Linked DNA regions of Homo sapiens: region 1 is linked to region 2. The links are chromatin contacts, found by Hi-C or POLR2A ChIA-PET in ENCODE. All regions are on one chromosome and are shown on one strand. The core of a region is the stretch at or near the end of the contact, and the rest is flanking DNA. Distances in the headings are between cores, read along the strand shown.

What was found. A loop is a pair of places that touch in the nucleus more often than their neighbours do. ChIA-PET counts read pairs that join two places held with the same protein, here RNA polymerase II (POLR2A). Pooled maps may share reads with other maps.
Region 1: POLR2A ChIA-PET joins it to region 2 with 10 read pairs in activated T-cell. The contact joins two enhancer-like sites. A Hi-C loop is called at or near these places in 4 of 37 single-sample maps with no recorded cell type and 4 of 50 pooled maps. POLR2A ChIA-PET finds 5 or more read pairs at or near these places in 2 of 52 experiments (MCF 10A and activated T-cell).

The regions. Positions count from the first base shown.
Region 1 is chr4:99,412,202-99,418,586 of GRCh38, reverse strand. ADH7 (alcohol dehydrogenase 7 (class IV), mu or sigma polypeptide) reads left to right here. Exons shown (of 9, transcript NM_000673.7): 8 at 2,971-3,109; 9 at 5,415-6,324. The coding sequence ends at 5,439. Among named protein-coding and RNA genes, the nearest start is that of ADH7, 20 kb to the left of the region's middle. Within about 2 kb of position 3,991, at least 3 of the 41 ENCODE cell types and tissues checked have a DNase peak (open chromatin) inside an H3K27ac peak, as active enhancers do.
Region 2 is chr4:98,287,107-98,293,313 of GRCh38, reverse strand. All of the region lies in intron 1 of RAP1GDS1 (Rap1 GTPase-GDP dissociation stimulator 1), which reads right to left. Among named protein-coding and RNA genes, the nearest start is that of RAP1GDS1, 29 kb to the right of the region's middle. Within about 2 kb of position 4,424, at least 3 of the 41 ENCODE cell types and tissues checked have a DNase peak (open chromatin) inside an H3K27ac peak, as active enhancers do.

The DNA.
Region 1 (6,385 bases), core at 2,742-5,241, 1.1 Mb before region 2:
ACAACAACAAAAGGGATTGTCACATTTTATGGGAACAGTTCAGATTCACACTGGAAGGACTTAGATTATCACTCAACAATTAATATTGTTTTAGGAGAGATGGAGCCAGGGCCACTCTGCTCAAGGTAGGTGACACAGTGAGTCCTTTTTTTTCCCTCCTTCACAAAGTCTCGTTTTCTAGTGCCTTCATACAGAGTTGTACTGGGTGCTTTGAAGGTACTCCCAATATTAGAGTCTGCTTTATACAATATAAGAGAATAGTAACTATTCAAGTACTTGTTAAGAGTATAAAAAGGAGAAAATGATTGTTCTTCACTTAGAGAAGTACATAATGTAGCGAAGGATACAAAAACAAATATAAAAGAAAGAATATAAAAATAAGTGCAGCTATAAATATTATAAAACAAATTATAAGAGGAGTTTTTTAGCATTTATTCTATGTTAAAAGTTTTACATTAATGTGTTTGAAGTTTATTTTATTTCTCAGTAACTCTCTGAGGAAGCTACTTAATGAATAATAAAACTGAGACTTGGAACTATTAAGTTTTTTGCCCCTATAGCTCTCAAGTTGAGAACTGAGATTTAAAGCTGGTCCATGGGAGAACAAAGTTTTTCCTCTTTCTGCAACATTACTTGGGGCATAAAAAAGCAAGAGGCTAGTTGGTATGGATGAGGTTTTATAGAGAAGGCTTTTCAGGGAAAATGAAACTTGAAGAACAAAACAATAAGAGATATAAGAAGTTGAACCTCCTTGCTTTGACTATTTGTGGGAAGTGGGAAGATTATAGATTATTCAGGAATATTAGAGGTAAAATTCAGTTATTCAGCAAATATTTGTTGAGTGTATACTGAGTACAGGTACCATTGTGTACATAGTGTACCATTCCAGGAGCTAGGAACGGAGAAGAGACAAAACATACCAAGTCCCTGATCTCAGGAAGTGTGAGAATCCTCTCACTTTGGTATAGAGAGACTGACAATAAATAAATGAATGCAGAATATACCATAAGGTTACAAGTGCAAAGGATAATAATAAAGGATGGGTAACGGGCAGTGCCAGAGGACTGGGGTGGAGGTGGAGGTGAATGCTATTTTATAAAGTTCAAGGAAGGCCTCCTTGATAAGGTAACATTGGAGCAAAAACATAAATAAGATATTCAGAAATCTTGGGAAAGAATATTCCAGGAAGGAGACGTAGTAAATACAACAGGGTGTTGGCAAGAACCATAAGAACGGGGAAAAGGTCAGTATGGCTACAACAGAGTGAGGACAGAAGAACAGTCACAGCTGGGGTCAGAGGACCTTAAATTATATGGGGCCTTTGGGCCATTGCAAGGTTTTAGGAGTTTATTCTGAGAGAGAAATAAAACCACAGAGGCTTCTGAGGGAGGTGTCACCTGATCTGACTTCCATTTTAACACTCTCCTTCTGGCTGCTCTATGGGGAATACTCTAAATGGGGCAAAGGGCACAAGCAGGGAGAGCATGGAAGAAGTCATTATAATGCTGGAAGGAAAGGATGCTGGCTTGGAGTGATGGGGCTGGTGAGAAGTAGTCAGCTCTTGGATACATTTTGAAGATAGAGTCAACAAAATTTGCCGAAATAGTTATTGTATGGCAAAAAGAGTAGCATCCAAGATTTTTGGGCCTAAGCAACAGGAATCATGTCACCATCATCATTTATTGAGAAGGAAGACTATAGAAGGAATAGATTGGGGGCTAGGGTGGAAGTGGTAGAAACCAGGAGTGGTTTGGGGCAGGTTACACTTGTGCAGGTACCTGTGAGATACCTGAATAAAGATGTCTATAAAATGTAGGCAATTGGCTATGAGTCTGTAGTACAGGTAGAGGTTTAGGATGGGTATAGAAACCTAAGTATTTTAAGAGGAGTATATCGAAAGCCACAAGACCAGAGGAGGTCACCCTAGAAGTAAATGTAGATAAAGAACAGAAATGGACCAAGGACCAAGCCCTAGGAATCGTTGGAGTTAGAGGTCTGGGAGATGTAGAGGACCCAGCAAAGATCTGTGGAAGAAGTAACTAGTGAGCAAGGAAAGTGACAATGATGATGACGATGTAGTATCTAGAAGCTAAGGGAACAGAGTGTTTCAGAAAAGGGGAGCCACCAACAGTATCAGTTATACCTAACAGTTCATATAAGAGGAGGACTGAGAAATGACCCCTGTCTGGGTCAAAATGGAGCTCAAAGATGACCTTGATGATATCCATTACAGGACAGTGCTGGGGGCAAGAGCGTAATCAGAGTGGGCTCAGAGAGGGTGAGAGGAAAGGAACAGGATCCAGAAACAGTGAACTGAAGACAATTCTTTCTGTAAAGTAAAGAAGTTTCTCTGCAATAGAAGCAAAGATATGGGGTGACTGGAAGGAGATGTGGGTATCAGAAGAGTTTTTTTAACCTTTGTTTCTTTTTAATTTAATTTAATTTTTATTTTACTTTAAGTTCTGGGATACATGTGCAGAACGTGCAGGTTCGTTACGTTGGAATACAAGTGCCATGGTGGTTTGCTGCACCCATCAACCCATCATCTAGGTTTTAAGCCCCGCATGCATTAGGTATTTGTCTTAATGCTCTCCCTCCCCTTGCCTGCCACCCACCGACAGGCCCTGGTATGTGTCATTCCCCTCCCTGTGTCCATGTGTTCTCATTGTTCAACTCCCACTTACGAGTGAGAACGTGCGGTGTTTGGTTTTTTGTTCCTGTGTTAGTTTGCTGAGAATGATGGTTTCCAGCTTCATCCATGTCCCTGCAAAGGACATGAACTCATTCTTTTTTATGGCTGCATAACTTTTGTTTCTTATGCTGGGACAAATACAGCTTATTTGTACACTGCTGGGAATGATCTAACACAGGGAAAGTCATAGTGCAGGAAAGAGAAGGAATAAATATAACATAATAAAAGATAAGGATTATTTAGTAATGTCTAAAGAGAAAATGTGTGCTTATTTGCAGGTTTGAAAAGCAGAGATGATGTCCCAAAACTAGTGACTGAGTTCCTGGCAAAGAAATTTGACCTGGACCAGTTGATAACTCATGTTTTACCATTTAAAAAAATCAGTGAAGGATTTGAGCTGCTCAATTCAGGACAAAGGTAACTGTTTCTTATGATGATCTTGTCTCTTCTCCACAGGCTACTTTTAAAATTTAGTACTTATAAATGTGCCTGTTTTCTTCATATTTTATTTCTAATTATTTAATCTAGCCAGATTGATACAGCTAATTACTTCTCTTTACCCACTGCATTAGTGTATTTTCATACTACTATAAAAAAAAAAAACTGCCCGAGACTGGGTCATTTATAAAGCAAACAGATTCAATTGACTCACAGTTCAGCATGGCTGGGGGCTTCAGGAAACTTATAATCATGGTGGAAGGCAAAGAGGAAGCAAGGCACCTTCTTCACAGGCTGCAGGAAGGAGAAGTGTCGAGCAAAGCGGGAAGAGCCCCTTACAAAACCATCAGATCTTGTGAAAACTCACTCACTATCATGAGAACAGCATGAGGGAAACTGCCCCATGATTCAATTACCTCCACCTGGTCTCTCCCTTGACATGTAGGGATTATAGGGATTATAATTCAAGATGAGATTTGGGTGGGGACACAAAGTCTAACCATATCACCAACTTAGTATGCCATTGTACTATATTAATCAATTTTTTAAAATCTTTTGGATTTTGTTTACCTAGTTGATTTCATTGTGGCTATTTTTATTTCATCATAAAGCTGCTATTTATTTCAAGTAAGCCACAAAATTTCCTTATTTTACAGTTTTCAAAGTGCTTTCTCAAATGTGCATTATTCAGATCCCTGTAAGCCAGGTATTATTTTTACCATTTTTAGATGAAGACCAAGGTTGTGAAAGCAAATAAATAACTGGTCAAACCTCCTGGGGTAGTGCCAGGATATAAACTAATTGCAAAACTTGTGCTCTTTTGACCATATAACAAACTTCTCTGACAGAGCTTGGCAAGCTTTGGGTAAACATGGGTGTGATGATTACTACTCTTGTTGCTTCTGAGGGTTGGGCAAGGATAGAGGTCAAGTATGAATTCATGCAAATTTTATCTACAACATCTACCTCATGGAGGTCTCAAACAGCAATCAAAAAGCCTGTCTACAAGATGAAATGACTTTCACTCATTGGGCCTATAAATAATTATTGAGCTTCCACTATGTGCCAAGGACGTGGATTTCATTAGTAAAAGGAACTGTATATTGAGATCCAAATTTTTACTAATTTTTTTTTTTACCTGAGAGATTTTTCAATGTTGTGTCTTGTCTCCACATTTGGTCTAGCCTACAGGATCATCATATTATGAACATACATTTTTTTAAGCAAGTAAACAATGGGATTTTGTAAGAAAAACTGTCAGAACCACTCAGTACTACTTTACTCAGATAAGCAAAACTAACAGCTTAGTATGGCCTGCTTGGAAAATAATTACTATTTGTTTTCCAAAGAAACATAAATTCTGCTTTCAGGAATTTTGCTTCAAATATCACCTTAAAGCAGGGACATCCAAACTAACATTTGTAAACCTAAACTCTTCAATTTCCACCTACTTCCTGCACAGCTCTATTTGAATGTCCCACTTGGAAATATTTTTTCGCCAGTAATTTTTATCTCAGTCATTATATTATGCGTTCCTCTTTTATAGATGAGAAGCCATAGCATCATGTCTGACTTCTTTTTCACTCTTGCCTACCACATACAAACCAATTCTAAGCCTTGATGATGCAACCCTTGATTTCTCCTTCAGAATCCCTCATCTCATTGCCCACGCTCATTGCTTTAATTCAGTCTAATCATTTCTGACATGGACATGGTAGTGAGATAATAGGTTTTCCACCTTCTGTATTAAAATACATTCCAGTTAGTCTTTCACTAAGCTGCCAAGCTCAAGTTTTGCCAAAATGCCAATGTCTTAGCATGGTTTTGAAAGCCTTTATTATTGAACTAAAACCTATTTTGTTTCAACAGTTAAGAATTTGGCATTCATTCTATCACCCTCTGCAGCAGGCTTTTGGGATAAAGTGAGGGAAGTAGGTCTCATCTACTTGCAGGATCTCTTGGGCACCCAGAAATCTAAACATATTGGATTACCTTTCCTGTTCACATGTTCCTAGGCTTGTTCATGCTTTCTCCTCAACCTGGAAACCACTTCCCTCTTGTTGGCATACTGAAATTATACTGATGCTTTCAGAATTAGCTCAGATACCCTTATCAGAGTTGCGTAACAAAGAAAACTAATTGTTAAGGACTTTGAGCCCAGAGGATTTCCAATAACAGAATTTACTTGAAGTTTCTATGACAGATAGAAAGGACAATTGTTTAAACTATCCTTTCTTGAAAGATATGAAAACAAGTCATTAAAAACTCTCATTTTACATTTCAGCATTCGAACGGTCCTGACGTTTTGAGATCCAAAGTGGCAGGAGGTCTGTGTTGTCATGGTGAACTGGAGTTTCTCTTGTGAGAGTTCCCTCATCTGAAATCATGTATCTGTCTCACAAATACAAGCATAAGTAGAAGATTTGTTGAAGACATAGAACCCTTATAAAGAATTATTAACCTTTATAAACATTTAAAGTCTTGTGAGCACCTGGGAATTAGTATAATAACAATGTTAATATTTTTGATTTACATTTTGTAAGGCTATAATTGTATCTTTTAAGAAAACATACACTTGGATTTCTATGTTGAAATGGAGATTTTTAAGAGTTTTAACCAGCTGCTGCAGATATATAACTCAAAACAGATATAGCGTATAAAGATATAGTAAATGCATCTCCTAGAGTAATATTCACTTAACACATTGAAACTATTATTTTTTAGATTTGAATATAAATGTATTTTTTAAACACTTGTTATGAGTTAAGTTGGATTACATTTTGAAATCAGTTCATTCCATGATGCATATTACTGGATTAGATTAAGAAAGACAGAAAAGATTAAGGGACGGGCACATTTTTCAACGATTAAGAATCATCATTACATAACTTGGTGAAACTGAAAAAGTATATCATATGGGTACACAAGGCTATTTGCCAGCATATATTAATATTTTAGAAAATATTCCTTTTGTAATACTGAATATAAACATAGAGCTAGAATCATATTATCATACTTATCATAATGTTCAATTTGATACAGTAGAATTGCAAGTCCCTAAGTCCCTATTCACTGTGCTTAGTAGTGACTCCATTTAATAAAAAGTGTTTTTAGTTTTTAACAACTACACTGATGTATCTATATATATCTATAACATGTTAAAAATTCTTAAGAAAATTAAAAATTATATAAAATGTTTTGTGGTGATATATTTTTAAACAGGCATATGTTGTTATTAAGCTTTTATTTGTTATA
Region 2 (6,207 bases), core at 3,175-5,674:
TTCCTATAATAGCAAATTAACCTCCACGTACATTCCAAAATGGCATTAGACTGTACTATTAAAAAAATTTTAAATGCACTTTGTTCACTTAACTCAGATATGAAATATTCATTCTGCTATGTGTAAGATACCAGGAATATTCCAAATATTATCAAAGAACATCTTTTTTCCATATTCTTATAACTTATTGAGCTTGTTCAGGAAAGCATCTATGGCTTAGAAAAATTAAATGTTCATAAAAAATTATATAGTTTTACAAACATTTTATTTCATTGTTCACTTCCTCTGTTGTACATTAAAGACATAAAAAATGAAGGTTTAGAAAAATTTCAAAATAATATGATTCCAAATAATACAAAGTGTGATAACTACAAAACTTACACTGTCATTTCAAAAATACTTCACATCAAAGTACTGCTTTAAGCCCTAACATGCATATTTTGGATTATAAAGCTATGCTTTCTTCCTAAATTATATGTGAATTCCTCTAGATCACAGATTCTCAAAACCTCTTTACACTATTAAAAGTTATTGAGAATCCCAAAGAGCTTTTGTTTATATTATTGCTATAGACATTTAACATACTACAAAATCAAAACTGAGACTTTTTAAAATTATTTAGTAATTTACTTAAATGTAACAATTATAAACCTACTGCACATTAACATAATTAGCATTTTAATGAAAAAAATTATTTCCTAACAAAAAAATTTAGCAAGAAGAATAGCATTGTTTTTTTTTTTTCTTTTATTATACTTTAAGTTCTGGCTTACATCTGCAGAACATACAGTTTTGTTACATAAACATGTGCCATGGTGGTTTGCTGCACCCATCAACCTATCACTTACATAAGGCATTGTTTTACATTTTTAGAAATTTCATCCAGGCCCGGTGGCTCATGCCTGTAATCCCATCACTTTGGGAGGCCAAGGTGGAAGGATCACTTGAGGCTAGGAGTTTGATACCGGCCCGGGCAACAAAGTGAGTCCTCTTCTCTAAGAAAAATAAAAATAAAAAAATTAACTGCATATGGTGGCATGTGCCTGTATTCCCAGCTACTCAGGAGGCTGCAGTGGGAGGATCACTTAAGCCTGAGGAGTTTGAGTCTACAGGGAGCTAGGATTGCTCCACTGCACTCTAACCTGGGTGGCAGAGCAAGACCCTATCTCTTAAAAAAAAAAAAGGAAAAAAAAAAAATCTCCATAATGTGGTTCAACAGAAGATGACTGGACTCTCGTATCTTCTTCTGTATTCAATCTTGGTTAATATGCTGTTTTGGTTTGAATAGATGAAGAAAATTTAGTCTCAATATATACGTAGTTGGAAAACACGTGAGTATTTTAACAGCCTTTTCAGATAATTGCGGATATTCACTGATATACTAAAACTGGACACCTGGCAGTTCCTTAAAGGTTAGTTGCCCTGCTAAGCCGAAACAATATGAAAGCTTCCATTTTCCAGAAGAGGAAAGATTTATCTGATTTATCTGATTAAGGCTGAGGACTACTGGACATGTATGGCTCAACCCCTTCTGCATTCCTGTTATTTTAGAAACAACAAGAATTTTCTGTTCTACACCTGTGGCTGTCCAGGTGTACAGTGACAAAATGAGTAAATATGTATAATTCAGCAGTAAATTACTAGTAATCCCATTGTGACTCTACAAATAGAGGCCTTAACTCTAGACTTTATTAATTTTAAAGCAGATATTTTAAATTCTAGCAGACGACTCATATGCTTATATCTCCAGTGGTTCTAAGCTTGGGTAAGAAACAGAGGATATTATTTTTGTACTCCTTCAAACCATGACAGTAAATTTCAGTAGTAAATCCTTAGCATCCAAATTACTTTTTGTGTAATTCCAGAGAGCTGTATTTTACATTTCCTTAAAAGCACTGAAATTGTTCTAATGAAAATTTGTCAGCCTCTGGCTGGTAATGAGGCAGTAAGTAGAGATAGAAATGGAGAAGTATTAACAAATAAAATAAAATTTTTTCTTAAAACAATTTCTTTCCTATATATCAACATATGGTCTAGTTCGTCTTGTGAAATATGTGACATCTTCAAAGGGTTAAAGCAAAGTTGACTTGGTCATTAAAATTCTGAGTCTCCCACTTCTTACCCACTCAATCGCTCCTTAAAACCTGATCTAACCAAGTCCTCTAAAAGCCTATCAAAATTACTCTGTCAAAGGTTTTAAATGATATCTTGACAAAGCCAATGAATTTTTCTCAATCCTCTTGTTTGATATCTCTGTAGCAATAGACAGTTTTTCCATTTCTGAAACACCTCTTAACTTAGAAACATCAGTCTAAACACTTGTTTTTGGTCTTCTTCAATAGATCTTCCTTCTCTATCTGCCCCTTTAATATTAGTGTGACCCCAGTTGTGCACAGAGCCTCTTCTCTTCCTGAATAATATATGCATGCCCTTCAGAATATTAGGATGGTATGCTCTTTCCTTCTGTCCTCCCTTCTTTTATTCAGCTGGACAGACCACTTGCTTTATGTCCCTATCAATATAAAGAATTACCACATTTTAGGCCTTGATACATTTGGATAAAACCTGATGCAACTTCTGGTAACCGTGAACAGCTAACTATCATTCCTCGCATTTCTCAAAAGTCTCTGTTAAAGACAAACAGCTATACTTTCCCACTAAAACCTTCAAACTTTGCCAAGCCTTTTTTTTCTTTTATCTTAGGCACCAGAGGCTCTTTATGCTCCAACCTCTCTTCTATAAACCAGAAACAAATTATTTACTGGTCTGTAAGTACTTGCTGCAATGGAAGAGTTTTCATAAGACCTAAATTTTTAGCTATCAGTTCCTTTCTTAACATCAATCTAAGAAAAACTAATGAGGAAAGTGATGCTGTTTTAATATTTAAATAATTTGACCATAAAAGTACTTAAGATCATCACCAACAACAAAGAATACACTTGACTGTGAAGAAAGGACTGTCCCAAAGAACAAATCTCAAGACAGTGTCATGTTAAACTAGGAAGTCATGAAATTCTTTATGTTATTTGTGGTGGCATTTTTCAGTTTATCTTCCTCACAATATTATTCAGAAATGGTAGCTTTATTTTCAAGGTTATTGGATCTAAAACTTCATACTTTTAAATGTTAATCAATTCTATCACTTTACTATATGCCAGTAAGTAGATACATGGGTATATAGATAGATATGTGTTTGTTATCTTTGGACAATTATACCATTGCTGATGATAAAACCGACAGGAGACAAGTACACAAGAACTGCTAACTGAGCTTGTAAAAGTTCAAGACATTTTTACCTCACTTCAAATGTCACTCAATTTTTTTCTGTATCTATTATTTTCACATAACTATCTAGTAACAAAGCTTTACTTTGAAAGCATCACTATCCACATCAAATCCAAAAAAAAAAATATTTCTGTGCTAATGTGGTTTTCAAGTACCTAGAATACAGCCAATGCATGAATGGAAGAATTTCAAGTTTATCTCAAAATGAATGGCATTAAGTCAATTTGGGGCACCTGGCTTAGCAGCTGGAAATAATAGCAATCTCTCTTGAATATTATGTTTTACTTATCTAAAGGGTTTAGTATCTGACAGAATGAAGCTATTTTTAAAAGCTTCTCTAATGAAGTAGGAATAGTAGTTTCTGTTAGCATGTCAAGTGGAAAGGACTGTGTTTAAAAATTATAATATTTTCAGTTTTACTATGTTGTATTTTCAGTTTCCTACTTTTCTTTCTTTTTTTTTTTTTTTTTTTTTGTTTACCAGAGCTGGTCCTAAACCGATCAGAAACTTTTACAACTCACATTATGCCATCTCCCATTACTTTCTCACACAACATCATGTGTGTCAGTCCCACCACATTATTGGCTTTTTCCCAAGCACACTTTCATTTTCACAATTGTGAGAATTAAATTCTTTTCTAAAATTCCTTTCTGTGCATTTTCCACATCTAGCATGGCTACTTACTTGGCGAAGTCAACTAATATGCCAAGTCTTGCATGAAGCTTTCTGTATTCCTGCAGTCAGAGGAACCTTCCTTTTCTAGGCTCCCACATTTTGTTTATACCTTGATAAACATGAAAGTTTCTATTTTTATATAGATTCTTTAATGTTAAATTTATTCCAAAAGATTTTAGAATTTTGTGATTGCTGAGAATTAAATAAGTTGTCCCATTTTCATGGGTAGGTGACATATCTACAGTAAAAAAAGGGCTACCTTGTATAATTATCACATATTCAGTCACCATTCAAATTATCTTACTTCTTAGCAAGCTAAAAAAGTTTAAGCACAAAAATCATGCCTCTTGATCTTGGAACATATCCCTGTGGATAAAGGGGGACTACTGTATTATAATCAAATTCTCCAGTTATTCCCCATTTCACTGACTTCTAATGATATGAAAAAAAATCATGCTTCTCTTCACTGCTGCTGCGGCTACAGATGCTTGCTGTTAAGATATAAACAGACACTTCTCAAAAGAAGACATTTATGCAGCCAACAGACACATGAAAAAATGCTCATCATCACTAGGCCTTAAGAGAAATGCAAATCAAAACCACAATGAGATACCATCTCACACCAGTTAGAATGGCGATCATTAAAAAGTCAGGAAACAACAGGTGCTCGAGAGGATGTGAAGAAACAGGAACACTTTTACACTGTTGGTGGGACGGTAAACCAGTTCAACCATTGTGGAAGTCAGTGTGGTGATTCCTCAGGGATCTAGAACTAGAAATACCACTTGACCCAGCAATCCCATTACTGGGTATATACCCAAAGGATTATAAATCATGCTGCTATAAAGACACATGCACACGTATGTTTACTGCGGCACTATTCACAATAGCAAAGACTTGGAACCAACCCAAATGTCCAACAATGATAGACGGGATTAAGAAAATGTGGCACATATACACCATGGAATACTATGCAGCCATAAAAAACGATGAGTTCATGTCCTTTGTAGGAACATGGATGAAGCTGGAAACCATCATTCTCAGCAAACTATGGCAAGGACAAAAAACCAAACACCGCATGTTCTCACTCATAGGTGGGAACTGAACACTGAGAACACATGGACACAGGAAGGGGAACATCACACACTGGGGCCTGTTGTGGGATGGGGGTAGCGGGGAGGGATAGCATTAGGAGATATACCTATTGTTAAATGACGAGTTAATGGGTACAGCACACCAACATGGCACATGTATACATATGTAACAAACCTGCATGTTGTGCACATGTACCCTAAAACTTATAGTAAAAAAAAGAAAAACAAATAAGAAAACTGAGAGCTTAGAAAAAGTATTTAAAGTTTAATCATTTATCACTACCTTCATAATTATTACTTGGTCCCAATAAAATTGAAAATTAAAAAGAATATGAAACTAATGTGAATGTGCTACTTTGATAAATTAGTTTCCACGATGAAGTTCCACAGATGCAAGATCTAACAGGAATGTACCTAAATACTAAATATGTTTTGTGAACATACATTATGTACACATGATCTGAAAAAAAAAATATCTGAGCAAAAAAGTAACTGTTCAGGTGCATGTGTGCAATATTTCAAAGGCAATTCATGCAGTACTTGGATAATTAGAAATATTTCTAATATTTGAAGAGAAACAAAAGAGCTAAAAACTATTCTATTTAATGAAAACTCCAAACTATATTTCATAAATGTTACACACCTAACTTCTACCTTAATCCATGAATTTATTACTTTAACATGTAGTCATACCTATTCATATACATGGTCTTTGCTCCCAGTATGACTCTCCAGGTTGCAATGACATTGTAACTCTGTGCCTATTCACCACTTACACACACATCTATCCACTAGATACACCTCTTTTGTTCCAGGTTAATTATAATTCATTACAAGATTTCATAAAATATAAGGGCTTATATGAATGTAATCAACCTGTCCTATGTGTGAGTCAAGCAGTTTGAACTCTACACCAAGTGGTTAAATCCCAAAATTAAACTTCATCAATAAGTTTGTAATCTATTTATGAGATTATTTTTGTAGAATTTTATACAGTTTTATTTTTTCTGTATTTTTCATTTTGTTAGTTTTATAGTTCTAGGTACATAGAACCCTACTTGTATAGTTCTACTATTAGATTGAAAATTCCTCTAGGACAGGAAATTATGCTAGGATACTCATACTACTCACTATAGTGAAAATTTAGTAAATC